2 separate regions of the Homo sapiens genome follow, and region 1 is linked to region 2. A link is an interaction called in ENCODE POLR2A ChIA-PET data of the cell type or tissue named here. Cell type or tissue: OCI-LY7. All regions are shown on one strand. Each heading gives the region's core, and the rest is flanking DNA. Links, peaks and the distances in the headings are about the cores only. Region 1 overlaps CCDC88C (coiled-coil domain containing 88C). Region 2 overlaps PPP4R3A (protein phosphatase 4 regulatory subunit 3A).

Evidence for each region. ChIA-PET counts read pairs that join two places held together with the same protein. Peaks named below come from ENCODE experiments on the same cell type or tissue, not always from the same donor. Only the 100,000 strongest peaks of a DNase experiment are listed, where the experiment ranks them.
Region 1: POLR2A ChIA-PET joins it to region 2 with 6 read pairs; 4 of 35 experiments call an interaction of 5 or more read pairs at or near these places.

Annotation. Positions count from the first base shown.
Region 1 is chr14:91,338,620-91,346,982 of GRCh38, forward strand. It overlaps CCDC88C (coiled-coil domain containing 88C), which reads right to left. Exons shown (of 30, transcript NM_001080414.4): 5 at 4,980-5,038; 6 at 3,761-3,844; 7 at 1,265-1,405; 8 at 659-843. Among named protein-coding and RNA genes, the nearest start is that of CCDC88C, 75 kb to the right of the region's middle. In OCI-LY7, for the core only: no CTCF peak of the experiment used is centred there; DNase peaks (open chromatin) are centred at 7,182 and 7,662; H3K4me3 peaks cover 1,042 bases; H3K27ac peaks cover 2,529 bases.
Region 2 is chr14:91,498,380-91,506,628 of GRCh38, forward strand. The region is part of intron 1 of PPP4R3A (protein phosphatase 4 regulatory subunit 3A); the gene reads right to left. Among named protein-coding and RNA genes, the nearest start is that of PPP4R3A, 7.8 kb to the right of the region's middle. In OCI-LY7, for the core only: no CTCF peak of the experiment used is centred there; no DNase peak of the experiment used is centred there; H3K4me3 peaks cover 829 bases; H3K27ac peaks cover 548 bases.

The sequences.
Region 1 (8,363 bases), core at 1-8,000, 160 kb before region 2:
GCAGCCCTGGGAGCAGGCTGCCACTTCCTAAAACCTGTGGGAAAAGGAAAGGACTCGGGATTTGGGCGGTGGGGAGGCGATCTGCTTATGGGGCCTGCAAAAATGTTACTGACTCAAAATTCTTTTCTTTTCATAAGTTTGCAACACCGGCCCTTAAACTATGTCCATCCGCCACTCAGGTCTCCCTCCCTGTGTGTGGGGCAGGTAAGGAGACCCCAGCGGCAGCTGTACCACCCCACAGCCAGGCTCCACAGGTGACATCCATCAGCTGCAGGAAACCTGGGAGAACAGGCTCACCAGATTGGAGGGAAGGAGGGGCACCTCATCCCTCCAGCCAAGAAAACACATCAGGTGTGGTCGTCCCGGCCCCAAGCTGGAGCTGAGCGTGGACTGGAGGCTGCTTCTGTGGACAACTTGCACCGTCTGGACGGGAGGAAACCCTGAAGACCGGGAAGAATCCCCGCCCCCATCCCTGTGCAGGCCTCAGAAGGGGAGGCAGCTAGTCCGAGGTCAAAGAGTAAGCTCAGGGCAGACCCCAGCTGACTCCGGGGCACACGTCAGAGCTGTGCCATTGGCAGCACCACACATGTGAGTCGACACCACACCAGAAACATGTCTGCAACACACACAAAGGTAGGAGAAGCAGCCGGGGACTCACAGCTCCTGCCTGACGCGCCGCAGCCTGGCCTTGGTGTCGGCCAGCTCTACGGCCAGGTGCTGCTTGTCTTCGCTAGAGAGGCTGCTGGTGGGGCTGGGAGTGGAGTCGGCGCTGGAGGACTTGATGGGGCTGGGTGGATGCTGTGCCTGCAGGTAGTCCCGTTCCTGAGTGAGGTCCACGATCAGCTGCAGCCGGGCAGAGAGGGGGATGGAGGAGAACAAACGGGGTTAACCAGCACAACGCCTGAGCTTGAACAGGGTGAAGAAACCGCCAAAAGACAGATATTTCAGCGGAGACTAAGAAACGAGGAGGAAGGTGGGAAAAGGCTGGCATGGGTTTTGAAAAGAGGTGAAATATTTAGTGAAACAAAAGGGAGTGTACGAAGGAGGAGGGCCCCAAGCTCCGCGTCCTGATTCCCTGTATCCTCCCACAGGCCCGAGGTGACCATGCACTGCAGGGGCCGTAACCAGGGAAAGCACGCACGTCCCACCCCCACCAGAACCTCAGCAGCAGGACCGAGGCGTCTAGGCTGAAGATGAAGGGAGAGGAGATGAAGGGGCCTAAGCCCCTTCCCAGGCTGACCGGGCCACCGACCCGCGGACGCACCTCGGTGCACTCGTCCCGCTGGTCGATGAGCCTCCGCAGGTGGAGCACCATGCTCCTCGACAGGGCCTCCAGCTCCTCCGGAGCCACGTCGGGCAGCTCCAGCCACTGCAGGTCAAACACGTTCTCTTGGTTGTGAGTCACCTGTGGGCACACATGGCAGGGCACTGCAGGGGCGGCAGAGACGGGCGCCCACTTCCCTCACACTGCAAACAGCATCCCCTTCCAATCAACCTTACTAATCCCTCAGTGACAAATTTACGGTGGCCAGCAAAAGGGTGCCCTACGCAAGTGTGGCCAAACCCTTCAGCAGAGCCCTGTTCATACGAACCACTTCTGCTTTCAGAACTGGGTCAGAGAGGATGCTGATTTTCAAAGGGGACCAGAAAGCACGCCTCACAATTATTTCCCTATAGGGTCCTGGGATAAGATATCTTCATTGGAGCTACATCAATGTAGAACACAAAGAAGGAAAGCTTCAGGGTGAGAGGGTGAGGAAAGGGACTGTATGTTACTTCTTAAAATCTATGCAAACAGCAAAAATATTAATCTTATGTCAGAATGTTGTGTACAAAGCAATCTTGGGTTGTTTTCTGGATCTATTCATAAACAGTTTTCAGGGAAGGGTGCATCTCATTCCCACGGGCCACAGAAGACAGCCTCTTTGTGCCCCTTTCACTGGCCAGGGAACGGAGATACACAGCTCTGTCTACGTGAAACAGCCTCTCGACGCACACCCCCGGATCTGCCACAGGAGACAGGATCCATTTCGAGCTCTTCTCCTCTCAATTTTGGAAGAAAGATACCATAGTGCTCAGGCCTCAAAAGAGGAAAACAAAAACAATGAAATCAGGGGTATCTACTCTGAAACACACCCAAAGAAGTCTTTATTCAATCAACAGAGATAGAGAAAACAAAAAAACTCAGCTTGAGCAACCTAGTAAGACCCCATCTCTACAAAAAATTTAAAAATTAGCCGGGCGAGGTGGCATGCACCTGTGGTCCCAGCTACTTGGGAGGCTGGGGCAGGAGGACCACTTGAGGCCAGGAGTTTGAGGTTGCAGTGAGCTATGATCACACCACTTGTACTCCAGCCTGGGTGACAGGCTGTCTCTAAAAAAAAGAGACCCTGTCTCTAAAAAAAGACAAACCCATAAAATAAAAAGCAGACAGAACCCTGTCAACAAAGGCCCTTCAATTTCTCAAAATTTGAAGAGACACCACCTTCTTACCTCTCCCCACCTTAAAAGGCCGAGTTTGGATACAGGTGATCTGAGAATTAGGAGAAATCTTATCCCATGATTCAGAGCACCCTAAGGGCACAGGATTGAGAGGCCGGTTCTAGGCCTGGTCCAGACCCAATGCTGGGGAAACTCCTTGGACATCTCGGGGCCTCTGTAAAGGGTGGTGTGGCTGGGCTTCAGGGGCTCAGCCTGGCTGCACCACAGCCACTTGCTGAGCTTTTATTGAAATGCTTATGCCCCCTCCTCCCCCTGAGTCTGACTCAGTGGGTCTCTCATGGGGCCCAGCACCCAAATTTTAAAAAAGCACCCAGGGAATTCTGAAGCCCAGGCCCAATGGCCCCAGCCAGCTGTGGAAGCTGGTAGGCCCAGCTACAGCTTCTCCCCAATATCAACCCAGGGAGTCCTGTGCTCAGCTGCCTCTGCCAATCACACACCAGCTCCTGTGCATGCAAATCTTCATGTATTTATCTCATCTGTCCAATGACACTGACTGCTGAACCCAAATCCCCTAAGGTAATTAAAGCACACAATGCTTATTTTGGAAGGAGTGTGGAAGTGGAGGTCAGGAAAGTAAATTTCCACCTGGATACCGCCCCCTAGGGTGGGCGGCCTCCTTAGCTGATACCACCTTTGCCAACATCAATGGCAAAGGGCCGGGAAGGTCAGGCCTCAAAGGCCAGGGGCTCCTCCTCCTCCACTCCGCTGACGCTCAGTGCAGAGCCCTCCCGGCCCCTCGCTGGGGGGCCTGAGTTGGGGCTGGGCCAAGTCTCCCAAGGCGGTCTTTCTGGGACTCGCTGGTTTTGATTCCCAAGTGGTGTCAGCTTGTCTCTGCCATGTCACTGACAGAAGCAGAGAATCTCTCTATTCTATAAAGATCAACTGTTCAAAGCAGGGTGACATTTGCCAGAATACATTTTCAGGGCCTGTAAATCAAACTCTGGGCCTCAACCAGTTGACAGCTCTTAAAAATAGTCTGAGTCCATATAAGGCAAAAAGAAGGAGACAAAAGATGACTTGATTGAGGTGTTTTTTTTTTTTAATTTTTATTTTTACCCTCATTTTATTTTAGCTGGCTGATTGATGGCTATCTTTCCAAATAGAATCAATGTGTCTGTGGTGTCTGAAACCTAAGATTAGCAAAATCGTAATGGGTGATGTATTCTTCAAACGTTTCCACTCATAGAGAAGTTTTGCCTCCCGGCCACCACAGGAGCAGCAGTCCACAGCTGAGCCCACCACGAGGCCACGCACCTACCTCCTGGATATGGGCCACGATGCCAGCCTGGGTCTCAATGTCCAGCTGTTTGATTCTTTCAATGAACTCCTCTTTCCTCTCACACTGCGGAGGGTTACATGTGTTAATGGAAGCGCTGTTCAAGTGAGGGTGAAGCTGAGTCCACCACAGCCACAGAATGACAGTTTCAAAAGGAACCACCCACCCCGGGCTTCTCCTTCATAACTAAGAACGCTCTTGTCCTCCTACCAGCCTTACACTGATGTGTCTCTAGTGGTTGCCAGGACCACTTACATCAGAATCACCTGGGGAGCTTGTTCTTAAAACTCCCATCCGTAAGCCCCCACCCAGATTGAAAAGACCAGGGTGGAACACAGAACGCTTCATTTTAAACAAGCTCTCCCGGTGATTCTTAAGTACAGAAAGACGGGGGACACCTGGTTTAGGCCAGGGTGGGGCAAACTTCATGTGTAAAAAGCCAGATGGTAAATATTTTAGACTCTGTGGGCCATTTGGCCTCTGTCACAACTACTCAGCTCTGTCGCTGTAGTGGCAAACCAGCCACAGACAATATGTAAAGGTGGGCATGAGGCTGTGTTCCAATAAAACTTTATTTGAGAGAGGGTCTCGCTGTCACCCAGGCTGGAGTGCAGTGGCATGATCATGGCTCACTGCAGCCTCAAACTCCTGCACTCAAGTGATCCTCTCGCCTCAGCCTCCCGAGTAGCCGGGACTACAGGCATGCGCCACCACACCCAGCTAATGTTTTCTATTTTTTGTAAAGATGAGGTCTCACTATGTTGCCAAGGCTGGTCTTGAACTCCCGACCTCAAGCGATCCTCCCCCACCTCAGCCTCCCAAAGTGCTGAGATTACAGGCATGAGCCACTGCACTCGGCCCAATAAAACTTTATTTACAAATACAGGCAGCAAGTCAGATCTGGCCCACAAGCTGTAGTTTGCAGATCCTTGTTCTAGTGATTCCTACGCTGGGGACGATTTGCTAATGGTACCCTGGCCTGAGGGATCCCCATCTCGCCTCCTGCCCAAGGTGCCCTGGTACTAGAAACAGCTGCCACGTAAAACAATGGCCACTCTCTTCCAGGAACCCAGCGGCCTTCTGTCATATTGGACTGAAAGGAGCATCCTCCCACCTAAGCTAAGGGCTCGGTCAAGTCCCGCAAACCCAATATGAGATGGCTGGGGTAGGTCCCTCTGCTGCAGCCCTGCCCAATCCCTACCTGGACAGCACAGCCCAGCACCAGCAGCAGCACCTTCTTGATTTCCTCCATGCTCTTCCCTAGATCAAGAGAGCAACACATTTAACTCAGCTCAACTGCTGATATAATTTCAGTGACATGTTTACCGTAGGGAAAAAACAGATAAAAAAAAATCATCTCTCTACTCTGTGACATTCACTTAGGTATACACACTCCATCGATCTTCCATGTGTGGCTTTATTTACTTTTTATTTTATTTTGAGACAGGGTCTCACTCTGTCACCCAGGCTGGAGTGCAGTGGCAGGCCCACAGCTCATTGCAGCCTTGACCTCCCAAGGCTCAAGCGATCCTCTCACCTCAGCCTCCCTAGTAGCTGGGACTACAGACACATACCACCATGCCCAGCTAATTTTTGTATTTGTTGAAGAGATGGGTTTTTGCCATGTTGCCTAGGCTGGTCTCAAACTCCTGGACTCAAGTGATCCGCCCACCTCAGCCTCCCAGGTTGCAGGAATTACAGGTGTGAGCCACCATACCCAGCCTTATTTACTTTTTAAACCAAATGAGAATTCTGTACATAACTATTTGAAGCCCCTTCCATTCAAATATGTCGTAAGTATCTCCCCATGATAATTAACAAACCATAACATCAGCATCCCTTTTTAGCGCGTAAGCAAAGTACACAATGGGAGAGAACAACTCCCACAGGAAATACTGAGTCAACGCTAAAATAAGGCTGTATACAACCTTCCCCTTTTTATTATGCAAAATTCCAAACAGACACGGGAGGACAGTATAATGAACCTCCACAATACACTCAGCCTCACATTATCAACATTCTGCACCTCTCACTCTACCTGCCTCCTCCTTCCCCCTTTTAAGTTTGTTTGGCTGGAGTATTCTAAAGTAAATTCTATAAGATAACATAAAGCCATCCTTTTTTTTTTTTTTGAGATGGAGTCTCGCTCTGTCGCCCAGGCTTGAGTGCAGTGGTGCAATCTCGGCTCACTGCAAGCTCTGCCTCCTGGGTTCATGCCATTCTCCTGCCTCAGCCTCCCGAGTAGCTGGGACTACAGGCGGCCACCACCGCGCCCAGCTAATTTTTTGTATTTTTAGTAGAGATGGGGTTTCACCGTGGTCTCAATCTCCTGACCTCGTGATCCGCCCACCTCAGCCTCCCAAAGTGCTGGGATTACAGGCTTGAGCCACCGCGCCCGGCCCCTTTTTTTTTTTTCTGATACAGGTTCCCACTCTATTGCCCAGGTTGGGGTATAGTGGTGCAATCATAGCTCGCTGCAGCTTCCACCTCCTGGGTTCAAGTGATCCTTCCACCTCAGCCTCCCGAGTAGCTAGACTACAGGTGCGCATCACCACACCTGGCTAACTTTTGTATTTTTTGTAGACAGGGTCTCATAATATTGCCCAGGTTGGTCTTGAACTCCTGGGCTCAAGCGATCCTCCTGCCTCAGCCTTCCAAAGTGTTGGGATCACACGTGTGAGCCACTGCACCTTTTTGATGGTTGCATACTTACTTTGTAAATCAAGGCCAGTAACTTATTTAACCAATACCCCTTCCAGAGGTTCAATTTATATATATATATATATATATATATTTTTTTTTTTTTTTTTTTTGAGACAGAGTCTCACTCTGTCACCCAGGCTGGAGTGCAGTGGCACAATTTTGGCTCACTTCCACCTCTGTCTCCTGGGTTCAAGCGATTCTCCTGCCTCAGCCTCCCAAGGAGCTGGGATTACAGGCGCTCGCCACCACGCTCTGCTATTTTTGAATTTTTAGTAGAGACGGGGGTTTCACCATGTTGGCCTGGCTGGTCTTGAACTCCTGACCTCGTGATCTGCTCGCCTCGGCCTCCCAAAGTGCTGGGATTACAGACGTGAGCAGCCGTGCCCGGCCTTAAAATATTTCAATCTAAACAATGTTATAAAGAATATCATGGTAGCTAATTCTTTATGCATTCCCTTTTTAAGCTTTTCATATTGACAAACTGCCCTGCAGACAGGCTCTGCCATTTCACCCTGGGAAATGTGTGGTGATTCCCATTTTCCTACCCTTGATCAACATTTACCTCACCACTTTCCCAACTTTGTCAATCAGGCCAAAAATCCTGTTTCGTCATTCTGAGCTGTGTCTCTTTGATTGTGCTTGGGGCTGAATGCATCTTCACCTGTTTATCTATCTCAAACACTTAAACAGCAGCAGAACACCTGCGCCTAGACGATGGGCTTGGTCACCCAGGAACTGTGTGTCCCAGACAAGCCATACTCTGTCTCCAAGCCTCAGTTTCCACATCTATAAAATGGCCTGGGTAATGTGCAGGGTTCCCTTTCAGGTTCAAAAAAAAAAAAATCTATGTGTTCTTTTTCGTTATATCCTATTGTATTGAGGAAGAAAGGACATGCCAGAAATAGCTTTCTTCTCTTAAAAGACTTAACCAACTCACACACTGGGCTACAGTGTCCCAAAGTGTCAAAGACTGCCGGGATGAAAAAACCAAACCGCCGTCCTGAGAACCAATGCTGCGGTTCATTTCAGATCCCTGGGTATAAGTAGTGAATGAATATGCGACCTCCTCCTAAGACCCCTCAACTGAGAAATAGCTAAAATTGGCTTTCCTTGAGATAATGACATCATTGTCAAGCCTCAGAACTGGGAACTGGGGGTTCACTGAACCAGAAACACACCCCGCCCCCCAGCCTGAAGGCAGGGCAGGGAGAGACTGGTGGGTTGGACCACAGGGTCTAAGGCCACTTTCCTGCTCTGGAGGACACACCTGAGAATAAGGCTCAGCGTTGCAAAGCAATCTTCTAAGGTTAAATCCTTCTCCTGCTAGTAAGTGTAGAAATTCATCAATATTTGAAATGGAAAAATTCTCAAAATCTTAGGATTTTTTTTTTTTACTTGAGATCTTTTATTTGGCCCAAGATACTCTAATCCATAGAATAAATATCACCACAGTGACTCACTTCCCTATTAACGTGGAGCTATTCATCAGCCACTTAATTTTAGTTTCGATAAAGAGAAAAGGGGCTGGGCACAGTGGCTCATGCCTGTAATCCTAGCACTTTGGGAGGCCAAGGTGGGAGGTGAGGTCAGGAGTTCGAAACCAGCCTGGCCAACATGGTGAAACCTCGACTCTACCAAAGGTACAAAAATTAGCTGGGCGTGGTGGCACGCGTCTGTAATCCCAGCTGCTTGGGAGGTTGAGGCAGGAGAATCACTTGAACCCAGGAGGCGGAGGTTGCAGTGAGCTGAAATTGCTCCACTGCACTCCAGCCTTGGCGACAAAGGAAGACTCTGTCTCAAAAAAAGAGAGAGAAAAGGGAATGCCCACATGAGTGTTAACAAAGCCTCCAATCAGTCTTTCTGACAGTGCTTGCCGGCTCAG
Region 2 (8,249 bases), core at 1-8,000:
AAAAGTTATTTTTTCTTAATGATATTTTGTTAACATGCTAAGTTAGAACATTATTTTTAAGTGATTTTTTTCCTAAAGTCTGTTTTAATTTCTAATATGGTAAATATTGATAAATACAATCCAAATAAACATCTGGGGAATCCTCAATTTAAGAGTATAAAGGTATCTAGCTGGGCGTGGTGGCACGCGCCAATGACCCCAGGTACTTGGGAGTCTGCTATGGGAGGATCACTTAAGCCTGGCTAATTTTTTTGGCTGGGCGCAGTGGCTCACGCTTGTAATCCCAGCACTTTGGGAGGCAGAGGCAGGTGGATCACGAGGTCAGGAGATCGAGACCATCCTGGCTAACACGGTGAAACCCCGTCTCTACTAAAAATACAAAAAATTAGCCAGGCGTGGTGGTGGGCGCCTGTAGTCCCAGCCACTCGGGAGGCTGAGGCAGGAGAATTGCATGAACCCGGGAGGCGGAGCTTGCAGTGAGCCGAGATGGCACCACTGCACTCCATCCAGCCTGGGCGACAGAGTGAGACTCCAACTCAAAAAAAAAAAAAAAAAGAAGCCTGGCTAATTTTTTTATTTTTATTTTTAGTAGAGACAGGGTTTCACCATGTTGGCCAGGATGGTCTTGATCTCTTGATCTCATGATCTGCCCCCGCCCTGGCCTCCCAAAGTGCTGGGATTACAGATGTGAGCCACCACGCCCAGCTGAGACCTCTATCTCTACAAAAAATAAAAATTTGCCAGGCATGGTGGTACAGGCCCATAGTTCCAGCCGCTTGGGAGGCTGGGGTAGGAGGATTGCTTGAGGCCAGGAGGTTGAGGCTGCAGTGAGCTCTGATCACACCACTGCACTCCAGCCTGGGCGACAGAGCGAGACCCTGTGTGAAAAAAACAAAATAAAATATAAAAATGAAAACAAAACAAAAAAAAGTCTAAAGGTATCCTGAGAAAAAAAGTTCGAGGAATGCTACACTGTGCCACCAACAAGCTACTGTGTGAATAAGTACAGTGGAATACTACACTACTTTTAAATGAGATCTGTGTATCCTGACATTAATTGATGTCCCAAATATACTGATAATAGAGGTGTTTACAATTAGGAAATGGGAAAACAATGTCAAAAGGAGAAATGCGACTCAGAACATCACCAAGACAACTGCAGGTAGAAACTGTCACATTCCAATAGCAAGAAAAAATATAAGAAAGGCCAAGGCGGGCGGATCACAAGGTCAGGAGTTCAAGACCAGCCTGGCCAACATGGTGAAATCTCATCTCTACTAAAAATACAAAAATTAGCTGGGCATGGTGGTGCGTGCCTGTAAATCCAGCTACTCGGGAAGCTGAGGCAGGAGAATCGCTTGAACCCGGGAGGCAGAGGTTGCAGTGAGCCGAGATCGCACCACTGCACTCCAACCTGGGTGACAGAGCGAGACTCCACCTCAAAAAAAAAAAAAAAAAAAAAGTTCCCTCCCTGCTTCATATCTTGGTTCTTCCTATAAAATGAAATGTGAGGCCCTTTCTTGTAGGGTGCTACCAACCCCCACCAAAACACAACACAACACTACACCTCTGGGGATTGGAGATAAAGATGGCTGGTAGTACAGAGTGAGGTATCCTTCTAACAAAGTCTACATTACAGAGAACTCAGCAAATATTTTTAAAAGGAAAGGTTTTGCATAAAAATTATAGATTTCTTGCCAGGTGCAAGTTAATACAACAAGATTTATAGTTAAGAAAAAAATAATACCTACCTCACAGGGTTGCCATTAGCATTAACTGAAATTTTTTATTCAAGTGCCTGTCCCAATATGTAGTACATAACCAGCACTCAATACTTTTTTTTGAGACGGATTTCACTCTTGTCAGGCTGGAGTGCGGTGGCACGATCTCGGCTCACTGCAACCTCCACCTCCCGGGTTCAAGTGATTCTCCTGACTCAGCCTCCAGAGTGGCTGGGACTACAGGCGCACACCACCACGCCCAGCTAATTTTTGTATTTTTAATAGAGACGGGGTTTCACCATATTGGCCAAGATGTTCTAGATCTCCTGACCTCATGATCTGCCTGCCTTGGCTTCCCAAAGTGCTTGGGATTACAAGCTGAGCCACCGCGCCTGGCCTCAATACTTGTTTTTTTAGGGCATCATCATACAGTCATTTCACTGGTAACACTGTACTGTTGTATAGCAGGAAAACGAGTATTAATAATGACCCATAAACACCAAGCATTAATAATGACCCATAAACACATTACGAATAAGAGGTTAACCAATATATTCATTTACTGTTTAGGAAAAACATTCCAGTACACATTTAGTCAACATTCCATAAAAAAATTACTGACTTTTAAAACTTATGGTAGGCCAGGCATGGTGGCTCATTACTGTAATCCCAGCACTTTGGAAAGCTGAGGTGGGTGGATCACTGGAGGCCAAGAATTGGAGACCAGCTCAAGACCAGCCCGGGCAACATGGCAAACCCTGTCTCTACAAAAAATGCAAAAATTAGCTGGACATGGTGGTATGTGCCTGTAGTACCAGCTACTTGGGAAGCTGAGGCAGGACGACTGCTTGAACCCAGAATGTTGATGCTGCAATGAGCTATGATCACACCACTGCGCTCCAGCCTGGGTGAAAGACCAAGACCCTGTCTCTAAAATTTAAAAACAAAAAAACCCAAAAAACACCTTCTGGTACACAGCTTTTATTCATCTGGAAAATTCACTTGTTTAGAAGATTTAACTTCCTCTCACTGAAGAAACGAGATAGTATAGAGAATTCCTGTAATTTTTATGGTTTTATCTTCACTATCAACCAACTAGACTCAGGTAGCAGGGAAGTAATATGGGAGTGTTTGGGTTTGGGTTTAAGTAACTTTGGTCTTCACCACAGCCCTGATTTGGATAAATACTGAAGGATTTCAGAAAGAAGAGCTACACCCTTGTCACTCCTAAGCAAGCAGCTCAACCCATCAGCTTCTAGAGTATATTGTCCTTATCAATATTCAAGGCTTAAGGCAGGGACTTATGTACTATGCTTCATTAGTAGAGAGAATGCACCATCAAAAATGAGTTAATGCCAGCCTGGGCAACATAAGGTGACCCCATCTCTACAAAAATAACAGAAAAAACTAGCCAGGTATGGTGGTGTACACCTGTGGTCCCAGCTACTTGGGACACTGAGGTGAGAGGATTACCTGAGTCTGGTGGTCAAGGCTGCAGTAAGCCCTGATCACTGCACTCCAGCCTGGACAAAAGAGTGAGATCCCGCCTCAAAAAAAGAAAAGTCAATGGGGCCCAAAATCTCATGTAGGTGGGAGACTAAAGTGTGCTTTTTTTTTTTTTTGAGACGGAATCTCGCTCTGTCACCCAGGCTGAAGTGCAGTGGCGCGATCTTGGCTCACTGCAAGCTCCGCCTCCCAGGTTCACGCCATTCTCCTGCCTCAGCCTCCTGAGTAGCTAGGACTACATGCTCCCGCCACCAAGCCCGGCTAATTTTTTTTTTTTTTTTTTTTTTTGGTATTTTTAGTAGAGATGGGGTTTCACCATGTTAGCCAGGATGGTCTCGATCTCTTGACCTCGTGATCTGCCCATCTCGGCCTCCCAAAGTGCTGGGACTACAGGCGTGAGCCACCGCACCCGGCCAAGACTAAAGTATGCTTTAAACCCGTAACAGGTATGTGCTCCAAGTCCTTCTTTCCTGACTTTTCGGAAAAAAATTTAAATGCCTCATTACATAGTGGCATTTAAAAACTAAAATGGGCCAGGTGTGGTAGCTCACAGCTATAATCCTGGCTACTCAGGAGGGTGAGGTAGGAGCATTGCTTGAGGCAGGAAATTCAAGACTAGTCTGGGCAACACAGTAAGATCCCACCTCCCCTGAAAAAATTTAAAAATAAATCAGCTGGGCCTGGTGGCATGTGTCTACAGTCCCAGCTACTTGGGAGGCTAAGGTAGGAGGATTACTTGAGCCTAAGAGTTTGAGGCTGCAGTGAGCTATGATCGTGGCACTGCACTCCAGCCTGGGTGACAGCAAGACCTTGTCTCTAAATAAACAAACTTTTCAAAGTGAAATACTTCCCCTTGTACCGACACTGAGCTCTTCTTGATAAATATACAGAATGCTTGGCATATACAAGATTCTATACTACTGACTGATCTGTTCATTTCTCTCACAGCTCTTACCCCCAAAAGCTTTTCCACCCTAAGTGTTCTGACCTCCTTTTCTAATCACAGTAGGGATAGAGGCAGACCCACCTACAATGAACATGGAGTTCTATCAAGAGGCAGAAACAGCACAGAATCCCAGTTTTACCATTCGCTAGCAGTGCTGCCTTGAACAAAAACATTTCTCCATGTCTCATTTTCTTCATGCCTCAAGTAACAGTGAGAATTTAACCTGTTTAACTCTAAGATATGAGTCAGAGAACAGATAAAACTATTTTGAAATGTAAAGAATACTTTATAAAATTCAAGGTAAAAACTCAATGTAAGCACACTATTCTGGATGCCTTGGCAAGTACTTCGTAATAAGGAGCACAAATATGATTATGGCCAAAGACACTCTTCAGTGTGTGGAGGAATTCCAACTCCCTTACATTTCTTTCTTTTTTAAATTTTTTGTTTTTAGAAATAGGGTCTCATTCTGTCACCCAGGCTGGAGTGCAGTAGCATGACCAAAGTTCATGGCAGCCTCAAACTCCTGGGCTCAAGCAATTCTCTGGCTTCAGCCTCCTGAGTAGCTAAGACTACAAGTATGTGCCACATGCCCAGCTAATTTTCTAAACTTTTTGTGGAGACAGGGTCTTGCTATGTTGCCCAGGCAGGTATCGAACTTCTGGCCTTGAGCAATCCTCCCCCACCTTGGCTTCCCAAAGTGCTAGGATTACAGATGTGGGCCACTGTGCCCGAGCTACATTTTTTTTTTTTCTGAGACAGGGTCTTGCTTCATCAGCCAGGCTGGAGTAGTGGCTCAGTCACAGCTCACTGTAGCCTCGACCTCTGGGCTCAAGCAATCCTCCTGCCTCAGCCCCAAGCAGCCGGGACTACAGGTGTTTAACACCACACATGGCTAATTTAGAAATTTTTATTTTGTAGAGATGGGGGGTCTCACTTTGTTCCCCAGCCTTGCATTTATCAACTGTAAAACTGGCAGGTGGATATGGTAAAAATCATAATGGTGAAAAGTAGTACAAAGGGGCAGAGGGAGAGAGAGTATCAGGAAGAATAGCTAATGGATGCTGGGCTTAATACCTAGGTGATGGGTTGATCTGTGCAGCAAACCACCATGGCACACATTTACCTATGTAACAAACCTGCACACGTACCCGGGAATTTAAAATAAAAGTTGAAGAAAAAACAAAAGAAAGAAAAGTAGTATAATGATTTCACCACAAAGGGAGAGCATAAGCAAGGTATGAAATTATTATCCTTACTTCAAGTTAACAGACACAGCATACACTGAAAGAATTAAAAATAAAAACAAAATAATCTGAAATGGAAGATGGAACTTTGCAGGTATACGGCTATCATAAAAACTGAGAGAAATAAGGTAATCTATCTTCCTTAAAGAAAAGCATGGGCCAGGTGCGGTGTAATCCCAGCACTTTAGGCGGCCAAGTGGGAAAGATCACTTCACATCTGGAGATCGAGACCATTCTGGGCAATACAGTGAGAACCTTTGAAAAAATTCAAAAATTGGACCAGGCATGGTGGCTCATGCCTGAGCCCAGGAGTTCGAGACCAGCCTGGGCGACAAAGTAAGACCCACCCCCTTCCATCTCTTAAAAAAAAGAAAAAAAAAATTTTTTTTTAATTACCCAGGCACAGTGGTGTGCACCTGTAATCCCAGCTAGGTGGGAAGATCAACTGAGCCCAGAAGTTTGAGGTTACAGTGAGCTATGATCCTGCCACTGCACTACAGCATGGGCAACAGAGCTCTTAAAAATTAAAAAAAAAAAAAAAAGAAAAGAAAAGAAAAGAAAAAGAGCAGGGTGCGGTGGCTCACCTGAGGTCAGGAGTTCGAGATCGGCCTGGCCAACATGGTGAAACCTCGTCTCTACTAAAAACACAGAAATTCACCAGGCGTGGTGGCAGGCACCTGTAATGTCAGCTACTCGTAAGGCTGAGGCGGGAGAATCGCTTGAACCCGGGAAGCGGAGGTTGCAGTGAGCCGAGATTGTGCCATTGCACTCCGGCCTAAGTGACAAGAGCGAAACACTGACTCAAAAAAAAAAAAAGAAAACAAAAAACAAAAGGGACGTGTTCTTACAACCTATTTTGCCAGCAGAAACCTACTGGATAAAGATGCAATCCAAGAAATGGGCCCAGAAGCTTAGTGGGACATCCCTTTTCCTCTAAAGCAAGGTAGGTTGAGTGCCAAGTTACTCGGTTTTGGAAGGGAAGGCATACAGTACTTACCATGACAGATCTGCTCTGTAACATGAAGGCCACAAGTACTTCCATTTAGAAATTCTCTTCTGTGATTTTTAGACGAGCATATAAGCTCCCCTAACAAGAACTGAGCCTACAGTTGAGATAGCATTATTATAGCTTCCCCGTCCACAAATATAGACCCAATAATGAGAGAATTTTAAAACTACCCAGCCTTTCTATACCCATGCTAACACTATATACATTATAAAATTCCCAAACGCTTTGTCATTACTAAGTAGTGTGTACAGTTTAAAATGAATTGCCTGAATTTGAATCCCAACTCATACCATCTTAATAGATGAATGACTTTGGACATGTTGTCATCCTTTCTGAGAGAACTTATTAAAAAAAAGAAACGCGGCCGGGTGTGGTGGCTCACGCCTGTAATCCCAGCACTTTGGGAGGCTGAGGAGGGCGGATCACCTGATGTCAGCAGTTCAAGACCAGCCTGGCCAACATGGTGAAACCGTGTCCCTACTAAAAACACAAAAATTAGCCATGCATGATGGCAGACGCCTGTAATCCCAGGCTTGAGGCTTGAAGCATGAGAATCCCTTGAACCTGGAAGGTGGAGGTTGCAGTGAGCCAAGATGATGCTACTGCACTCCAGCCAGGATGACAGAGATTCTGCCTAAAAAAAAAAAAAAAACACACACCATTTATTTCACAGGTATGCAAAAGCCCCTATCACACTATCTCTAGCACTGACCACCAAATTAGCTGATAGCCTATTTCTAAGGTGGATGATTAACACATCACAAAAACTTAATTTTACAGACAATAAATACTTGAAAAGTGTTAAGAATCAAATATTTATTTTGTTCTAAAGAAATAATCTGAAAATCAAAAGTTTTTTTGGGGAAAAGCTACAAGTAATTTAGAAAAGAAAAACTTCAACACAATAATGACTAGGTCTAGCCCAAGTATGGAAAAGCGCAATAATTTTAAGTTTCTATTGGACAAATGACTCAATTTATGGAAAATCAGAAATACTTTCCATTTTGCTCATGACAACAAAAAGAAAATATCAATTATCCTATGATGGAGAATGGAGCAAGCACACAATAATGGCTGACCCCAACTGGCAGTCAACACAAAAACATCCATGTAAAGCTTGTAGATAAACTATAATTGAAATTTTTTTTTTTTTTGAGACGGAGTCTCGCTTTGTCACCCAGACTGGAGTGCAGTGGTGCTGATCTTGGCTCACTGCAAGCTCCGCCTCCTGTGTTCACACCATTCTCCTGCCTCAGCCTCCTGAGCAGCTGGGACTACAGGCGCCCGCCACCACACCTGGCTACATTTTTGTATGTTTTTAGTAGAGACAGGGTTTCACCATATTAGCCAGGATGGTCTCGATCTCCTGACCTTGTGATCTGCCCGCCTTGGCCTCCCTAAGTGATGGGATTACAGGCATGAGCCATTGTGCCCGGCCGAAAATATCTTTAGGCTAAAAGTAATTTTCATTTTCTTTGAAATAAACCTTCAGGCTAATAAAGCAGCAAATGCAAGTAGACAGTAACATGGGAGTTTAATATGGTTAATAGCACTAAATCAGACACTGTTGTAAGAATTACGTAAGTCAATATAAGTAAACTGCTAAAAGAGTTTGGCACATAGTAGGTAGTCAGTAAATTTTGACTTATTATCCCTATTTAGATGTGACAAGAAATGTTAATCATCGACTAAAGATTACTGACAGTATTTCACAAGTATCCTGGAATTTTTTCTAAGTCCATGGTGTGTGTGTATGTGTGTTTGTGTGTGACAGGGTCTCCCTCTGTCACCCAGTGCAGTGGCATGATCACAGCTCACTG